Linked DNA regions of Homo sapiens: region 1 is linked to region 2. Evidence: chromatin loops called from intact Hi-C (ENCODE). Cell type or tissue: endothelial cell of umbilical vein. All regions are shown on one strand. Each heading gives the region's core, and the rest is flanking DNA. Links, peaks and the distances in the headings are about the cores only. Region 1 overlaps ITGA8 (integrin subunit alpha 8). Region 2 has its middle 62 kb from the start of FAM171A1.

Region 1 (9,090 bases), core at 285-8,284, 210 kb before region 2:
AACCTTCTATATGTCAAGACAAATAAATACATGTTGATATATTAGCAAGTATCCTGACTTCTGATCAGCCTACATGGGTTATGTACAGGTTATACTGAATTTTAATTGGCACGTAGGCTTCACCTTAGTTTCAATATTTGCAACAAAGTAGTGTTAAACTCGTAGGTTAGGCTTGTAGTTCTTTAGGTTAGAATTTATGAAACCCCTCCAAGTACCCTCTCCTCAGAAAAACACACACCTTCACACAAAAGTTTGCATACATTTTCAGGACCTGAAAATGTATGCATTTTCTTAAATGCACTTCAGGTTCTTTAGTTAAGAACCGAGCATAGTGAATTTCTTGATTGAACTCAAGGAAGTAACAGGAACTTGCTGTAACAAAGTAGCCTTGGAAGTATTCACATCAGATTAGTATTCATTAGTATATTTGGCCAATGTTTCTGTTCTCTTACACATTCTTTGAAAAAAAGTTCTCAGCAACATATGGTTAGTAAATTTTAAAGTATCATAAAACAAAGTACATGTAAAAAGCTTATGGTTCCAGGGAAATTTTTTAAAAGACAAGCTTACCTTTAAGTGACTTGCTACTCTGTAAAGCTGCTCTATTCCTGATCACTCAAGTAAAATAAATAGTGCTAAATTATCTATGGAGCTGTCGTTTAAAATCATATTTTCTTCTATTTGTCTTTTCTCTCAAACCTTTAATAGTATTTTTAAAAGATAAAAGAAGCATTCTAAATGACATAAAGGGAGGTCCTAGCTTCTCTGAGCTTTGGTGTCCTTGAGTATACAAAGTAGGTAAAATCATGTGAAATTCACTGAGAGTAAACAAGGGGATGGGAGTCAAGGCAGTGACTTAGAGAAAGTTAAGAAAGTGTCGAAAGTGTTCCTTTTCGCCTGACACAAGACAATATCTTTATTTTCTACAAAAATCTGAGTTTTTAGATCATCTTTTTTTTTTTTTTTTTTTTTTTTTGAGACAGAGTCTGTCACCCAGGCTAGAGTGCAGTGGCACGATCTCAACTCACTGCTCACCACAACCTCCACCTCCCAGGTTCAAGCAATTCTCTGCCTCAGCCTCCCGAGTAGCTGGGATTACAGGCGCCCGCCACTACGCCAGGCTAATTTTTTGTATTTTTAGTAGAGATGGGGTTTTACTGTGTTAGCCAGGATGGTCTCGATCTCCTGACCTCATGATCCGCCCGCCTCGGCCTCCCAAAGTGCTGGGATTACAGGTGTGAGCCACCGCGCCAGGCCCTGGAGGCTCTTAATAAATATTTGTTGGATGGATAAAAGGCAACAAATAATTTGTCATTGCAGCAGTACTACAGAATTTTCATGGAAAACATTATAAGCCCTTTAGAGTTTCGATACTGCTTTTTGAGTATACTAAACTATTTCTGAACCATTCTTCTGTACTTAAAAAAGAAACGTCTCTATGGCCAAGCACAGTGGCTCATGCCTTTAATCCCAACAGTGTGGGAGGCTGAGGTGGGGTGATCACTTGAGGCCAGGAATTCCAGACCATCCTGGGCAACAAAGCAAGGACCCATTGCTCAAAAAAAAAAAAAAATTCTATATATATATATATATATATATATATATATATATATATATATATATATATATATATATTAGCCTGACATGGTGGTATGCACCTGTAGTCCCAGCTCCTAGAGAAGTTGAGGCAGGAGGATCACTTGAGTCCGGGAGTGTGGGGCTGCGGTGAGCCATGATCCCACCACTGCACTCCAGCTTGGGTGACAGAGTAAGGTCCTGTCTCTAAAATGAACAAATGAAGAATTAAATACATATACACATAAAACATGTTTTATGTCTGTTTTTAGACATTGCCATCGGAGTGCCTTTTGCAGGCAAGGATCAAAGAGGCAAAGTGCTCATTTATAATGGGAACAAAGATGGCTTAAACACCAAGCCTTCCCAAGTTCTGCAAGGAGTGTGGGCCTCACATGCTGTCCCTTCCGGATTTGGCTTTACTTTAAGAGGAGATTCAGACATAGACAAGAATGATTACCCAGGTAAGGTTTTCTTTCTTTTCCCACGTGAGAGTCTACGTCCTGAAATAGAGTCCATTTTCTGAAAAATGCATCATGCAAAGGCAGTTTTCTTCTACAGATGAGGCTGAAGCTTAAGCATGCCACAGGCTTTTTTAATGTACGATTCCAGAGCGACTTTCATGAGAACTTGAAGAAAGACAAACACACGCTTCCTTCTCCTGTCAAGAGACAATGATAGAAAGGCAGAATGGCTTAACAATCTGCATTGTACATAAAACTTGTCAACTTCACAACCCAAGTTTTCATTTGAAACTCCTCAATACCGCGGCTTGCACTGACATAGACAGCTTGCATCCTTTCTGGCGCAAATTATTTTAACCCTTTTGAGCTCATAGCTCCTATTATAGCATGAACCTCAACGTGTCTGTCATGAAGCTCATGTTTTTAAAGCATAAATATTTTCCAGCTTGGCCCATCATGGTGGCTCATGCCTGTAATCTCATCAGTATTTAGGAGGCCGAGGTGGGTGGATCAGTTGAGGTCAGGAGTTCGAGACCAGCCTGGCCAACATGGTAAAACCCCGTCTCTACTAATAATACAAAAATTAGCTGGGCATGGTGATGCATGCCTGTAGTCCCAGTTACTCTAGAGGCTGAGGCACAAGAATCACCTGAACCCGGGAGGCGGAGGCTGCACTGAGCCAAGATCGAGCCACTGAGCTCTAACCTGGGCGACAGAGTGAGACTGTCTCAAAAAATATATGTATCTCTTCCAGCCATATTTTGTGGTTTTCCAAAGATAGACTGAACATTTTAAAGTGGAGAAAAAAAGAACTGGTTCATGATAGGAACCATAACTATTCTTGATTTACCTAATTCACATTGAAGGCACATGGAAAGCCATGAGGCACAGGTAATTTATGTATTGTGCATGCTATATGAAGACATTGATTTGTCTTAAAAGATTATTTCACTGTCCAGGTTTTTTAGCAGAGAACATCAGACTTCTTGGTTTTAGGGTTTGATTTTCACTTTTATGTTTAAGATGGTTTCAATAAATACTTAGAAGTCATTAATAGTTAAATGACAGTTTCAACTACTTATAAAAACCTTGTCTCTTTCCACTAGCCCCTCCCCTGATTGGGAATTTTCCATATGTAGAGCTATTTTTTGGTTTGGGGCAGCATCCAGTAAGCTGACTGCCTAAATATACATCATTAATTTCAGGCCTTTGGCTTTCTTCTCTCCTCTGGGATTAGACAAAAAGGATACCGCAACATATTCTTATAAATTTGCCATAAACCTTTTATGACACTAATGGAGACGTCATAGTGGGCTCAAAGTGGATTTGGTATTATATCGTATACTAATGCTTCCTACCTGTGGCAATTTCAAGAACATCTAGTTAAATTTATTTTCTTAGGTTACATTATGCTAATCAATGGTGGTTAGTTGTTATTACTGGGGAGAGGTTTGTATACATAATATATCCAAATTTAAAATAATTCAAAAATCTAGGTCCCTTATGTAATTCCTACCCCAAAAATGTCAGGGTGATTAATGAAATTCAACTCCTGGGTTGCATTTTAGGTAAACAATTAGAAAGTTACTGCTATTTATTATGGTAGTCATAGGTCTCCTTCCCACCCTTAGTACCAGGAAAATTGACAGAAAGGCTGTGCCTTTGATGAGGCAAAGGAAATAGAGGATGTATCCATCACATAGCCAGTCCTTTGACTTCCTTCCAAGGCTAAACACGTCCCAAATGAGAGCCAGGAAGGACAGAGGCATGAGTCAACTTTTCTCCCCAGGAATACTCCCTTCAGGGAGAAAAAATTTAAAAGCAGCAGGAAGGGAAAAGGAAGCTAAAGTCTGTGCAATGTTAGTAATTGATTACCTCTTTTTTTCTTTTCCTTTTTTTTTCTGAGACGGAGTCTTACTCTGCCCTCAGGCTGGAGTGCAGTGGCACGATCTCAGCCCACTGCAACTTCCACCTCCTGGGTTCAAGCGGTCCTCCTGCCTCAGCCTCCCAAGTAGCTGGGACTACAGGCGTGTGCCACCACACTCAGCTCATTTTTGTAGTTTTAGTAGAGATGGGGTTTTACCATGTTGGCCAAGATGGTCTCAATCTCTTGACCTCGTGATCTGCCCACCTCAGCCTCCCAAAGTGGTGGGATTACAGGTGTGAGCCACCACATCAGCCGATTACCTCTTAATTATGTCTTTTTCTTCCCTTAATCAGAAATATTCACTTGAGGCCATGTGCTAGTCAACAACTTTGCTGAGTCTGATGCAAATTATAATAATCAGACATGTCAGTGCTGTGCGTCTTGTCTCTGAAGTAAATGTTCTTTACTAAGGCAGGCCCGTCAATGCTGCTTGGTTGAATTTATCCCTCAAGAGTCTTGAGGCTTTCAGAGTTCATCCATGCATCTTGGTAGACCTGGGTTCTGGCGCCAATTCTGTCTCTCAAATAGGAATATGGATATCTTGTGATTCATGATTCTATAACATTTTTCCCTGATCCTCATCCTCTAGCAAAAAGAATGCCATTCAAAGAAGCCTTTTTAACTTCATAGCAAGATCCCAGGACCTACAGAGAAGAAACTGCCTTAGAGGCAGGCGACTAGATTCTCTTATTACAGTTGATTGAAAGCTGCAGGCCAAATTCAGGAATCAGACATGTAACTTTCTTCATTTTTCTAGAAATGAATTCCATTTAGCTTTCAAAGCCTCCATTTCCACCATGGTAGAAAATGATGATCTTGCAATCACTTCTATGTTTAGATTTAGTCTTATTTAGGTAAGTATTTATTCAGATTCAAGACCCCTCAGCCAGCCGTGGTAGCATGCACCTGTAGTCCCAGCTACGCAGGCAGCTGAGGCAGGAGAACTGCTTGAACCCAGGAGGCAGAGGTTGCAGTGAGCCGATATCGCGCCACTGCACTCCAGCCTGGGCAACAGGGCGAGACTCCATCTCAGAAAAAAGACTCTTTTTCTCCACCCTGTGTAGCTACCCTCCCAAGGAATGAAATAGAAAGGGGTTTACCTGTTGTCCAGCGACTGGGAAGAGATATCTGGCTCACACCCATCATCTGCTATTATTGGCTTCAGACTAAAGGGTAGCTCAGTCCCTTGTGGCCTTTGGGGCATTGCTCAAGCTTCTGTGGCTCGTTCCATTGTCTGTGTAGTGACCTCTGCTCAAAATTTCCCTGTGTCCTGGGCCCTCTTCGTCCTCTGTTAGCCTCTTTCAGTCCCCTTTTAGCAAATGCTTCTGAGCCACTGTTAGGACTCAGACACGCACAGGCTGGGTATTCAGGTTTCTGTGATTGCCCTCAGGCTTATCTACCTAGATTTTCCTTAGCTGTTGCCAGTTTCCACCCAGGCATCTCATTGCTCCAGCCCCTGATTGAGCTGCAGTCTTGTGATGTTTTGCCTGGGAAGTAACAAAAGCCCTCTTTCCCCTAAAGGTAGTTGGATGGCATGCTTTCTAAACCCTATAGTTCAGTCAGTAAATGCTACGTTCTAGGCCTCCATGACTTGTTTTGTGATTTTTCCAAACCAGTGCTTTTTGGAACTTAAAAAGATAAACAATTTCTTTCACTCTGGGGTCCTGCTTTTTCAAATCAAAAGCACTTTGCCTTTCAAATTATGAAGTAAATACACCTGAGAGCGATAACATCAGCATACCCCAAAATGACCCTGGGTGGCACACACACCCCAATGTGGCTGGGAAATCTGAGCTACGGAATCTGGGAGTGGCCAGCCCAGAGATCCATTCCTTGTCTATGAGGAAGACCTGACACCCAGGTCGGTCCCGTGGAACACGGGCCGTAGAGGGGATTGAGGCCCTTTGTTTTTGGATTAAATGAAGGTTGCCAGGTGGAGGTTGTCAGTGGGAGAGTACTAAGTGAAGATGCTTTATAAACTGCATGCCTTTTGCAAGCGGTTGCAGTTCTCTTGCCCAGCCCTCTACCCCCGGACTCTCTGCCCTGTACGTAGGTCCTCAATGAAACCTCATGTCTCACTTGCTGGCTGTTTTTCAGCCTCTTGAACATGCTGCCATCCCCAATGGAGTTGATAAGGGTTTGCACAACACAGATTACTGTGCCTTCTGAGCTTCACAATCTATTCAACAAATTGACTTCCTCCCTCTGAAATCTATCTCATCATCCTTTATAAACAGGGGTTCGCAACCTTGGTTGCATATTAAAATCACGTGGAAAGCTTTAAAAAATCCGAATGTTCAGGCCACCCTCCAAACCAATTAAATTAGCCACTCTGGGCTGGAGCACAGACTATAGTGACATGTTTAAGTGACCCTGGTGATTCTGGTGTGCAGTACTTTGGGAATGAGTCCTCTAGAGCAGTGTTTCCCTGCTGACTGTGCAAACAGATCACCTGGGTGTGTTTATCAATTGCAGATCCTGATGCAGAGATCAAGCGGGTGGGGTGAGATTCCTCACTTAAGGTGCGGCCCTTACTGCTGGCCTTCACACCACACCATGCAATGAGCTGTAGAGTGCTGAGCTTTTCCACTGAGGCTCTGAGACTCAGTGTGCATGCATGTTATCTGTAGGGCTTGTTAATAAAGCTGAATGCACAGCACCCCTTCAGATACTGTGATGACTGACTCTGAGATGGGGATGAGAGATCTGTGCCTTTACGCAGCACCCCACTTTGAGCAAAACCACCCTAGATTCTTGGCGGCTCACTTCCAGGTCTACAGGAGTCAGATGCGCCTTTTCTCTTTTGCCAAGAACTGGTTTGCTAAGCCCTAGCATTTCATTTATTCTTTACAAGGGTGTCAAACCCACCAGCCGCTGTTCTCTCCAACATTGCCTCTGTGTGGTTCCTGCCATGGTGATGCTTGGGCACATCCCACTCAGGAAGGGGCAGGGGCAACTTTTTTTTTTTTTTAAGAGATAGGAACTTGTGCTGTCACCCAGGCTGGAGTGCAGTGGCACAAATCATAGCTCACTGCAGCCTCAAACTCCTGGGCTCTAGCGATCCTCTTACCTCAGCCTCCTAAGTGGCTGGGACCACAGGAGCAGGCCACCATACCTGGCTAATTTTTTGATTTTTTTTGTAGAGACAGGGTCTCACTATGTTGCCCAGGCTGGTTTCAAACTCCTGGCCTCAAGCGATCCTCCCGCCTCAGGCTCCCAAGAAGTTGGGATTACAGACATGAGCCACTGTGCCCAGGATCCTTTTAAAATTTACTCACAGACATACAGGCGTTCAGCTGCCCTGTTTCAAATTCTCCATTCTAAGTAGATCAGAAACAAAATTCCAAAATTTGTCACTTTACCTGGTTACCTGCAGAATTTATGAGAAAACAAATGCAAAAACAAACATTTAAAATGCTAAATGGAAACAAGTCAAACTACTTGGCATGATTAGGGAATGGAACACCCCTGAGAAGCCACACTTATCAACAGCAATGCTTTCTGATGGGGTTATGATGGGGTTGGTTTTCCCATTCTTGAGATAAACGCTTTCTCCTCATTTCAGGTGACAAAATGCTTAGCAGCTCTGTCTAAAAGAGTGGGCAGTGTTGGCTTCCCCTGGTTTTCACTGTCTGATGTAAACCCTTTTCTGTGCAGCCTATTAAGAAATCTACCTTTAATAATGGCAGGGCATACACATTGCCCCAATCATAGATAGTAGCAAACACTCTTACGTATTCTTAACACAACCTGGCTGCCTTTCACAGACAGAGGAGGGCTGATTGTGATGTTTTATGTGTACTTTTTGTGCATTATAGCTGTTTCATCTTCCAAACTGACTCAAAATAAATTAACACGGCACCTCAAATAACCGAAAACACAGACATATAAGAGGTGGTTTGGTTTATATTTATTCATTGTCAAACGATCTGTTCTGCATGCTACAGATGTTTTGTATATAATCAGGACTAGTTTTTTAGTCTTTGGAGGAAGGAATGTTAGCAAAGTGCAGGCATAGAGTCTGTTATGTTGGTAATGTTTTTTCAATTATACTAATTATTAGTGCTAATAATTAAGAGCCCAAAGCATGCCAGCCACTGCATAGAAGGTAAATACAGTGCTTATTGTAGAATATTATCGTGGAATCTCTCTCATTCACAGATATATATACTCAAACATCTATGTATGTATTTTTTATATGTACTATATATGTATGTACACAGAGTTTATAGGGTAGGATTGGATGACACCTCACTTCTTTTTGGAAAACATCAAGCCAATTTAAAAAAAAAAAAACTTTTAAAGTTAGCCGATGGGCACGGTAGCTCATGCCTGTAATCCCAATACTTTGGCAGGCCAGGGCAGGAGTTTGAAACCAACCTAGGAAATGTGCAAACCTCTTTCTCTACTAAAAATACAAAAAATTGGCCAGGCATGCTGCAGTATGCCTGCAGTTCCAGCTACTTGGGAGTCTGAAGTGGGAGAATCATCTGAGCCTGGGAAGTCTAGGCTATAGTGAGCTAAGATCTCACCACTGCACTCCAGCCTGGACAACAGGAGTGAGACCCTGTCTCAAAAACAAAAAAAAAAAAAAAAAATTTAAAGAGTCTGTGAGAACAGGGGAAGGAAAATCGGATTACCTGAGTTCAGATTCCCATTGAATACTATTAATGTAACAATTGAACAGTGATTTACTTTCAGCTTTTATTTCTTTATCTGGTATGATGGGGCTGATAATACCTACTTCACTGGGTTGTGTGTGCCTGCACTTTCTAGGGCGGGAGAGGATTTTTACAAAATGCTGTCAAATGGCTCAGAATAGAAAAGGAAACCAATTTGCTGATCATGAACAGAATATGAGCTACTTCACCTGACAGTCATGTGGAGCCACATAAGATTTTGAAAAACTGCATTCTAGGATGCTGGAGAGGGACAGCCTCTGTTTAAAATCTGATTTAGAGACAGAGTCTCACTCTATCGCCCAGGTTGGAGTGCAGCGTCACAATCTCGGATCACTGCAAACTCCGCCGCCCAGGTTCAAGGGATTCTCCTGCCTCAGACTCCCAAGTAACTGGGATTATGGGCGTGTGCCACCACGCCCAGCTAATTTTTGTATTTTTCATA
Region 2 (8,885 bases), core at 886-8,885:
CCTCCCGAGTAGCTGGGATGACAGGCACGCACCACCACGCCCAGCCAATTTTTGCATTTTTAGTAGAGACGGGGTTTTACCATGTTGGCCAAGATGGTCTCGATCTCTTGACCTCCTGATCCTCCTGCCTCGGCCTCCCAAAGTGCTGGGATTACAGGCGTGAGCAACCATATCCAGCCTGAATAATTATTAATAACACATATCTTTACCAGGTTTATGTGAATCACTGAACAGTTTATGTCAGTAAATTTTTAATTAGTATAAATTGTTATTTCTGTTTGGAATGTTTTAGGCAAAAGTTAACTAAATTGTTTGTCATTATATAATTATAATTATATATTACATATAATTATATAAATTATATATTACATATAATTATATAAATTATATAATATAAATTATTTTATATCACTCCAAATTCTTATTGTATACTTGGAGAAAATAGTTTACTCTTTATCTACATTTCAAAAATTTTTCGCAGCCCTTCAAGATCTCTGGACATGTTGCCTCACAATTTTCTTTGTCTTCATCCACAAAATTCCCTTTTTCTCCATAATAAACTTTTCATCACCAACAATAATATTTACTGAACAGTGTACTAAACACTTTCATCTTGGACCATAACTGTTCAGATTAACATGCTGTAGGAGCTTCAGATGGCCATAAAAATCCTCTTCTCCGTTAGGTTCTTTGGTTTTTGTCTCCAAATATTTCCTTCCCATTCATTTTATCACACGCCTTTGAACACTGGATTTTTCTCTAGATCTTCGACGTGTCTCCAGTCTGGACTCCTTTTTCCATTTCAACAGCTTTTTAAATAATGCAATTGAGACCACATTAAGAAATGTTTACATTGTCAACACCCTTTAAGAATGTATATCCTTAAAATGGAGTAAATATGAAGAGACCATACTCATTCAAATCCAAAATATAAAAGCCTCCTCACATTACATCTTTGAAGTATCAACATGCCATGAAAATTTTTTGTCTTGAGATCTTTCCCAACTGGGACTTATTTAGATCTAGCAATAACTTTCACCTTTTCTTCTAAACTCAAAGGAGTCTAGGGCAGAATTTCCACATCTAGACAAAACAGAATAATCATTTTTGTTCTCTCCCAGATCTTTTTCACCCTGAATAGCACTTGCCAGCAAGATGTGAAAAGGAAAAGTTTGCAAGCTCGGACCAACCATTCTGAGGGCTTTGATCTGTCTTTGATTTTGCAGCAATTGGTGCGAATGGTAGACATCTGATTCACCTGCCTTACTCATTCCTGACGCGCACCCTATACCAGCTGCTCTCCACTGACTTTGGTAAGTGCTCTGATGAGTTTTGTTTACCCAGACTTGAGAAGGAGATGTATAAATACAAATGACTGCATAACCACATTTTAGATAAGACATCCTTAAAACGCTCATCAGTAATGTTTTAGAAACTCTTATGGCTGTAGACCAATCTTTTGGAAACAAAATTGTTTCAAGCTTTGGGAAGGCATTTAAAATAAAGAAAAAGAAAAACTAAGCAAGATGAAATAGACAAATTAAAGCAAGAGATATTTTGCCTGCCCTTTTTATTTTTTAATTTGAGATGGAGTCTTACTCTGTTGCCCAGGCTGGAGTGCAGTGGTGAGATCTCGGCTCACTGCAACCTCCACCCCCTGGGTTTAAGTGATCCTCCCAAGCAGCTGTGCGTACACGTGTGTGCCACAACGCCGAGATAATTTTTGTATTTTTAGTAGAGACAAGGTTTCGCCATGTTGGCCAGACTGGTCTCGAACTCCTGACCTCAGGTGATCCACCTACCTCGGCCTCCCAAAGTGCTGGGATTATAGGCGTGCCACTGCACCCAGCCTCGCTTGCCATTTTTAAAACAACTTTTATTCTACCCCCTTTGTACTGTTTGGACTTCTGTTTACCATGTGCGTGTGTTGCCAGGTAAAAAAGAACTATGCCTTTTGGTTTTGTTTTTTTTTTTTTTTTTTTTTTTTTTTTTTTGTGTGTGTGTGTGTGTGTGTGTGTGTGTGTTTGAGACGGAGTCTCGCTTGGCCGCCCAGGTTGGAGTGCAATGGCATGATCTCTGCTCACTGCAACCTCCACCTCCCAGGTTCAAGCGATTCTCCCGCCTCAGCCTCCTGAGTAGCTGGGTGCCATCATGCCCCGCTAATTTTTGTATTTTTGTAGAGATGGAGTTTCACCGTGTTGGTCAGGCTGGTCTCGAACTTCTGACCTCGTGATCCACCCGCCTTGGCCTCCCAAAGTGCTGGGATTACAGGTGTGAGCCACCATGCCCAGCCCCAGAACTATGCCTTTTAAAGCCAAACCATATATCTTAATTTTCTTGCTCAAAGTAAAACAGAGCACATGTTACAAAAATGGAGAAGGAGAGGCTGCTAGTGGTGAAACCAAGTCCAGCACTGCCTTGTTGGTGAACGTTAAAGATTTCGCTGGAAACCTTGTTTGGGATACTTTGTCCTCCTGCCCCCAGCCCCAGCCTCTCCCAGGCACACCCCAACCTTCCCAGTCTCTAGCCCAGATCTCCTTCCTGCTCTCAGCTGTCAACTAATCTCTGCTAAGGTGGTCCATTTTTATTTATGTTTATATTTTATTAATTATATATTTTTATTTTTTATTCTTTTTTTTAAAGACAAAGTCTTGCTCTGTTGCTCAGGCTGGGATGCAGTGGCAAGATCTTAGCTCACTGCAGCCTTGATCTCCTGAGCTCAAGTGATCCTCCCACTTCAGCCTCCTGAGTAGCTGGGACTACAGGTATGCACCACCATGCTCAGCTAATTTTTAAGTTTTTATTAGAGATGGGGGTCTCACTATTTTGCTCAGGCTGGTCTCAAACTCCTGGCATCAAGTGATCCTCTCACCTTGGCCTCCCAAGGTGCTGGCATCACAGGTGTGAACCACCACATTTGGCCTAATTTTTAAAATCTATAAATGTATGTTTAAAGCAATGGTTAACCCTCGAGCCCTCTTTAAATGGATATAACAAGGGGAAGCCCCGGTTGATGCAAGGATTCAAACCCCTCCTTAGCTTCCTCTGGTGTGAATCGGAGGCTGGCAGAGAGGGCGAGTCAACGCATACATATTTGACAAAATGCAACAGTGTCAGTATATAGAGTTCCTCAGCTATGACTGGTTAATCACTGAGGCCACAGCGTGCTATGTGTCTGGCATCCTGCTAGGAATTGAGGCTACCAAAAACAATATCTGCTGCCAGGTCTCCATCCTAGAGGAGTTCCTATGCCAGTGTGGAAGATGGGCACATAAATCAATCATGACAGTTCCATGGGGTAAGTGGCTAAGACAGAGACGTGTCCAAATGTCCCTGAATCCCAGAGAGACGCTGTCCTTGAAGGATCTTAAACAGGAAAGATATGTGGTCAAAATACCACTCCTGGCAGCACCCTGGAAGATTAGAATCCAGGAGACCAGAGTGAATGCTCTGAGGACAGCCCGGACCAGAGCACATGGTGCAAGAAAGTGAGGGAGGGGCGCTGGGAGCAGGCAGAACTAGGTCAGTCCCCCATGGGATAAGTTATCTCCATGAAGTATGCAGTGTGTGTGTGTGTGTGTGTGTGTGTGTGTGTGTGTGTGTGAGAGAGAGAGAGACAGAGAGAGAGAGAGAGATGAGGAGTGAAAGCGATGTATGGAGGAGAGAAGGATGGGGGAGAGAGACAGGGAAAGAGGGAGAAATAGGTAGAGAGAGAAAGCGTGCGCGATAGAAAGGGAAATGGAGGAAGAGAAAGAAGAGAAAGAGACGCAGAGAGGGAGGGAAGAAAGGAGGGAAATGGAGAGAGAGAAGAGAGAGAGAGAGAGAGAAAGAGAAGGGGGGGAAGGAAGGAAATGGAGAGAAAAAGAAGAGAGACGGAGAGAAAGAAAGACGGGGGAGGGAGAGGGAGAAAGAGAAAGAGAGAAAATACTGCCCTCTGGTGGCTGACGGACAAAACTGAAGAATTATTAATAGTATTGTATGTGTTAAGTTGCTCATCTCCATTCTAAAAGGTGATCCCGCTGATAATGTCAGTCTTAAAGCATATAATTGAAAAACCTGGGGGAAAAATTGTTTTAACACATTCTTATATCTGAAGTCTGTGTGCTGATCAGCGGTGATAAACACACCACAGCCTTTACTCCTTATCTCCTCACATCTTCCAGCTGTGTGAAATATAGATTGCTTGCCTGCTAGTGAACTGTCTGTATTCAAGGATGGTTTCATAATTTCTATCAATGAAACCCTTCAATAATTTAGCTAACATAACTTTGGAAAGCTCAACAATGAGTCATAAAGAAAGTTAATATTGCCATCCATCCTGCAAAATACTTTCTTTATATGTTTGTGTATATGCTTATTGGTCTCAAAGTTAAAAACAATTTTAATAAATGTTATCCCATTATTTGCTATTAAATATTTAGATTCTGTTTTTTAAAAATATTTCACTGAACTGAATTTAAACAAGAAGAGCCTGGCTTGGTGCATGCCTGTATTCCCAGCTACTCGGGAGGCTGAGGCAGGAGGATCACTTGAGTCCAGGAGTTGGAGGCTGTGGTGAACTATGATTGCACCACTGGACTCTGGCCTGGGAGACAGAGGAAGGCCCTGTCTCTAAAAAATTAAAACAGATAAATAAAGATAATTGAAAATGATTATTTTTTTAAAAAACGATACCAAGCAACCACTCAAATAATGCTCACCAGCCCCCAAAACTGTATTTGCATGTGTGAAAATGCCCAGCTTTGTAAAGGGAGTCTGTAGTCTGTGTGTGTTAATATTCCCCAGAAACCAACCCAAGGCTTAGGAAAGAATAGAGAAATTTCCCCCTATTCTATGTATATTTGTAGCCATCATTTGAAATGTCTTAGGCACCTAAACCAAGCATGAAAAGCACAGTTTCATTCCAGCTTTATGAACTTTACGTCACATTAAACCAGAAGGCTCCCTTTTCTCCTTTATGTTTCTTCCATTTCTCAAATCAATTGTCAATTCTCAATCCAGAATTTAAGGGAGAAATTTAAAGAAAAAAGGGAGATAGATAAATTTAAAGAAAAAAATGAGATAAACTTCAACAATATTACAGACTTCAATTTTTTTTGTAACAAATTGTTCGCTGAGACTGAATTTTAACCAAGAATGGAGTGAGAAAATACTATATAACTTCTTTCTGGGTTTGAGTTTTGTTTCTTGTTTTTTTGAGCAACTAGCTTTCACTGTATTTATTCTGCCTTCTCTTAACCCAGCCAAATAGCCTGGAAACTTGGAAGGATGTCTGGTTTATTTTTTATTAATTAAAGAGAACGATAAAAGATAATACAAAAGATAATTTTTCAGTTTCCTGGACTCCAATCCCGTATATACTGGATGGAATCAAAGGTAAAATTAGATTACCATTGGAGAAGGAGCAGGATCCAGAGTGCACGGGAAGTTGGCTTTGGCTTAGAAATTATTATTTTGATGCTGTAAATGTTTCAATCTGACAACTCCCCCCACTTCCCAAGATTGTCATCAAATGTAGGAAAAGAAAGAAGTGAAAAATTACCTAGAACATGTATATGTATAACTGGGAATGTTGCCTCTCATTGTTTGAAAACATGACCTTTGTCCTTGCAGGGAATTCCAAATTCCTTGCCTGGAAACACGTTCTGAAAGGAGGTACAAGAGCACTTTGCAAACTATGGGATCAAAAAAAAACTGAACATAAATCTGATCGAACTCTGACACCAGTTTTCAGAACACACAGAGAGAGAGGAGCATGTTCCACACCATGTACTCACTAAGATCCATGCTGTGAGAACCTCTGCAGCAGCGGTCCCCAACCTTTTTGGCACCAGAGACCAGTTTCATGGAAGATAATTTTTCCACAGACCGGTGGGCGGTTGGAGCGGGGCTGGGAGGAATGGTTTTGGGACGAGTCAAGTGCATTACATTTATTGTGCCCTTTATTTCTATTATTACACTGTAATGTATAATAATTTTTTTTTTCTTTTTTTGAGACGGAGTCTCGCTCTGTCGCCCAGGCTGGAGGGCAGTGGTGTCATCTCGGTTCACTGCAACCTCCGCCTTCTGGTTCAAGCAATTCTCCTGCCTCAGCCTCCCGAGTAGCTGGGATTACAGGCCCGCACCAGAACGCCAGGCTAATTTTTGTATTTTTAGTAGAGATGGGGTTTCACTATATTGGCCAGGCTGGTCTTGAACTCCTGACCTCAGGTGATGGTGAAATAATTATAAAACTCACCATAATGTAGAATCAATGGGAGCCCTGAGCTTGTTTTCCTACAACTAGATGGTCCCATTTTGGGGTGACGGGAGACAGTGACAGATCATCAAGCATTAGATTCTCATAAGGAGCACGCAACGTAGATGCATCACACACACAGTTGACAACAGGGTTCCCGCTCCTATTAGATCTAATGCCACACTGATCTGACAGGAGGCAGAGTTCAGGCAGTAATGTGAGCAATGGGGAGCAGCTGTAAATACAGAGGAGGCTTTGCTCACTCCCCCGCCACTCACCTCCTGCTGTGCCAGCCCAGTTCTTAACAGGCCATGGACTAGTACCAGTCTGTGGCCTGGGGTTTGGGACCTCCGCTCTATAGAACAAACAATCCTGTTTTTATTTTTCAATAAATAAATACCAACCAAAAAAAAAGAGAGATGGGGAGGGAACCCACCAATTGAAATATATTGAAGAAACATATCAACAATTGTGATTTATGGATCTTATTTTGGATGTGAGTCAAGCCAACCATAAAATGTTATGAGACAGTTGTGAAATTTGAACCGTGGCTGGTTATTTTATTTCAACAAGGAAAGATTGATGATTATTTTTTCAGTGTAATCATGGTGTTTTGGTTATGTTTAAAATAAGGAGTCCTCGCTGGGTGCAGTAGCTCATGCCTATAATCCCACCACTTTTGGGAGGGTGAGGGAGGATCATTTGAGCTCAGGAGTTTCAGACCAACCTGAGCAACGTAGTGAGACCCTATCTCTACAAAAATTTTAAAAATTAGCTGGGTATGGTGGCACGTGCCTATAGCCCCAACTACTCAGGAGGCTGAAGTGGGAGGATCGCTGGAGCCTGAGAGGTTGAGGTTGCAGTGAGGTGTGATCACACCACTGCACAGCAGCCTGGGTGACAGAGTGAAACCTTGTCTCAAAAAATAAAAATAAAAAATGAAGAGTTCTTATCTTTCAGAGTGTTATCCTGGAACTGAAATTTGCTTCAAATAACCTGCAGGAGTGTGATCGGTATATATGATTCAAGACTGGCTGTGAATTAGTAACTATTAAAATCGAATGACAGGACCTTAAAGGTTCATTAATCTCCCTATTTTTGTATATATTCAAAATTTTCAATATCAAAGTGTTTAAAAGCAGGGGTTTGGGGAGGATGATGAACACCTGGAGCTCTCAAACACCACAGGTAGGAGTAGGAGTAGAGGTTGTTGCCACTACTTCAAAGAGCTATTTGGCATTTTGAAGTAGAATATGTGAATGCGTAATGCTGCCATTCCACTTCTAAGTCTTATTTATTTATTACTTATGTATTTACTGAAACAGAGTCTCACTGTGTCAGCCAGACTGGAGTGCAGTGGCACGATCTTGACTCACTGCAAACTCCACCTCCTGAGTTCAAGCAATTCTCCTGCTTCAGCCTCTCGAGTAGCTGGGATTACAGGTGTGCACCACCACCCCTGGCTAATTTTTGTATTTTTAGCAGAGAAGGGGTTTTACCATGTTGGCCAGGCTGATCTCAAACTCCTGACCTCAAGTGATCCACCTTCCTGGACCTCCCAAATTGTTGGAAGTACAGGCGTGAGCCACCGCGCCTGGCCCCGACTTACAGGGTTTTAGAAGACTGAAGCTCTAAGAGGCTGAATTACCATCAAATGGCTTTTTAAGCTTCCAGTCTATTGCCTTCTAATATTTTAAAATAATTGATTCCTATAAGAAATAACACAAGCGGCCGGGTGCGGTGGCTCACGCCTGTAATCCCAGCACTTTGGGAGGCCAAGGTGGGTGGATCACGAGGTCAGGAGATCGAGAACATCCTGGCTAACACAGTGAAACCCCGTCTCTAATAAAAATACAAAAAATTAGCCGGGTGTGGTGGCAGGTGCCTGTAGTCCCAGCTACTCGGGAGGCTGAGGCTGGAGAATGGCGCCAACCCGGGAGGCGGAGCTTGCAGTGAGCCGAGATGGCGCCACTGCACTCCAGCCTGGGCAACAGAGCGAGACTCTGCCTCAAAAAGAAAGAAAGAAAAGAAAGAAAGGAAAGAAAAGAAAGAAAGAAAGAAAGAAAGAGAGAGAGAGAGAGAGAGAGAGAAAGAAAGAAAGAAAGAAAGAAAGAAAGAAAGAAAGAAAGAAAGAAAGAAAGAAAGAAAGAAAGAAAGAAAACAAGCTACAGGCCAGGGGCGGTGGCTCACACCTGTAATCCCAGCACTTTGGGAGGCTGAGGCAGGTGGATCAACTGAGGTCAGGAGTTCGACACCAGCCTGGCCAATATGGTGAAACCCCATCTCTACTAAAAATACAAAAAATAGCCGGGCTGTGGGCATGGTAGCAGGCACCTGTAATCCCAGCTACTCAGGAGGCTGAGGTGGGAGAATCGCTTGAACTCGGGAGGCGGAGATTGCAGTTAGTCAACATTGCACCACTGCATTCCAGCCTGGGTGACAGAGGGAGACCCTATCTCAAAAACAAACAAACAAAAACAACAATAAAAATAACGCAAACTACATTTAATGAGGCAACGTGATGATAAACTGTCTGCAAGGACTATAAATGTTATTTTTTTTTTTTTTTTTTTTTTTTTTTTGAGACGGAGTCTCGCTCTGTCGCCCAGGCTGGAGTGCAGTGGCGGGATCTCGGCTCACTGCAAGC

The links. Hi-C counts contacts between places; a loop is a spot of excess contacts. Peaks named below come from ENCODE experiments on the same cell type or tissue, not always from the same donor. Only the 100,000 strongest peaks of a DNase experiment are listed, where the experiment ranks them.
Region 1: it touches region 2 in a loop (3-fold over the local background); 2 of 110 quality-filtered maps call a loop at or near these places.

Annotation. Positions count from the first base shown.
Region 1 is chr10:15,636,979-15,646,068 of GRCh38, reverse strand. ITGA8 (integrin subunit alpha 8) reads left to right here. Exons shown (of 30, transcript NM_003638.3): 13 at 1,848-2,039. Among named protein-coding and RNA genes, the nearest start is that of ITGA8, 78 kb to the left of the region's middle. In endothelial cell of umbilical vein, for the core only: no CTCF peak of the experiment used is centred there; a DNase peak (open chromatin) is centred at 3,778.
Region 2 is chr10:15,429,306-15,438,190 of GRCh38, reverse strand. No RefSeq gene overlaps it. Among named protein-coding and RNA genes, the nearest start is that of FAM171A1, 62 kb to the right of the region's middle. RefSeq lists an enhancer at 3,787-4,081. In endothelial cell of umbilical vein, for the core only: a CTCF peak has its summit at 3,945 (motif pointing left); a DNase peak (open chromatin) is centred at 3,930; H3K4me3 peaks cover 399 bases.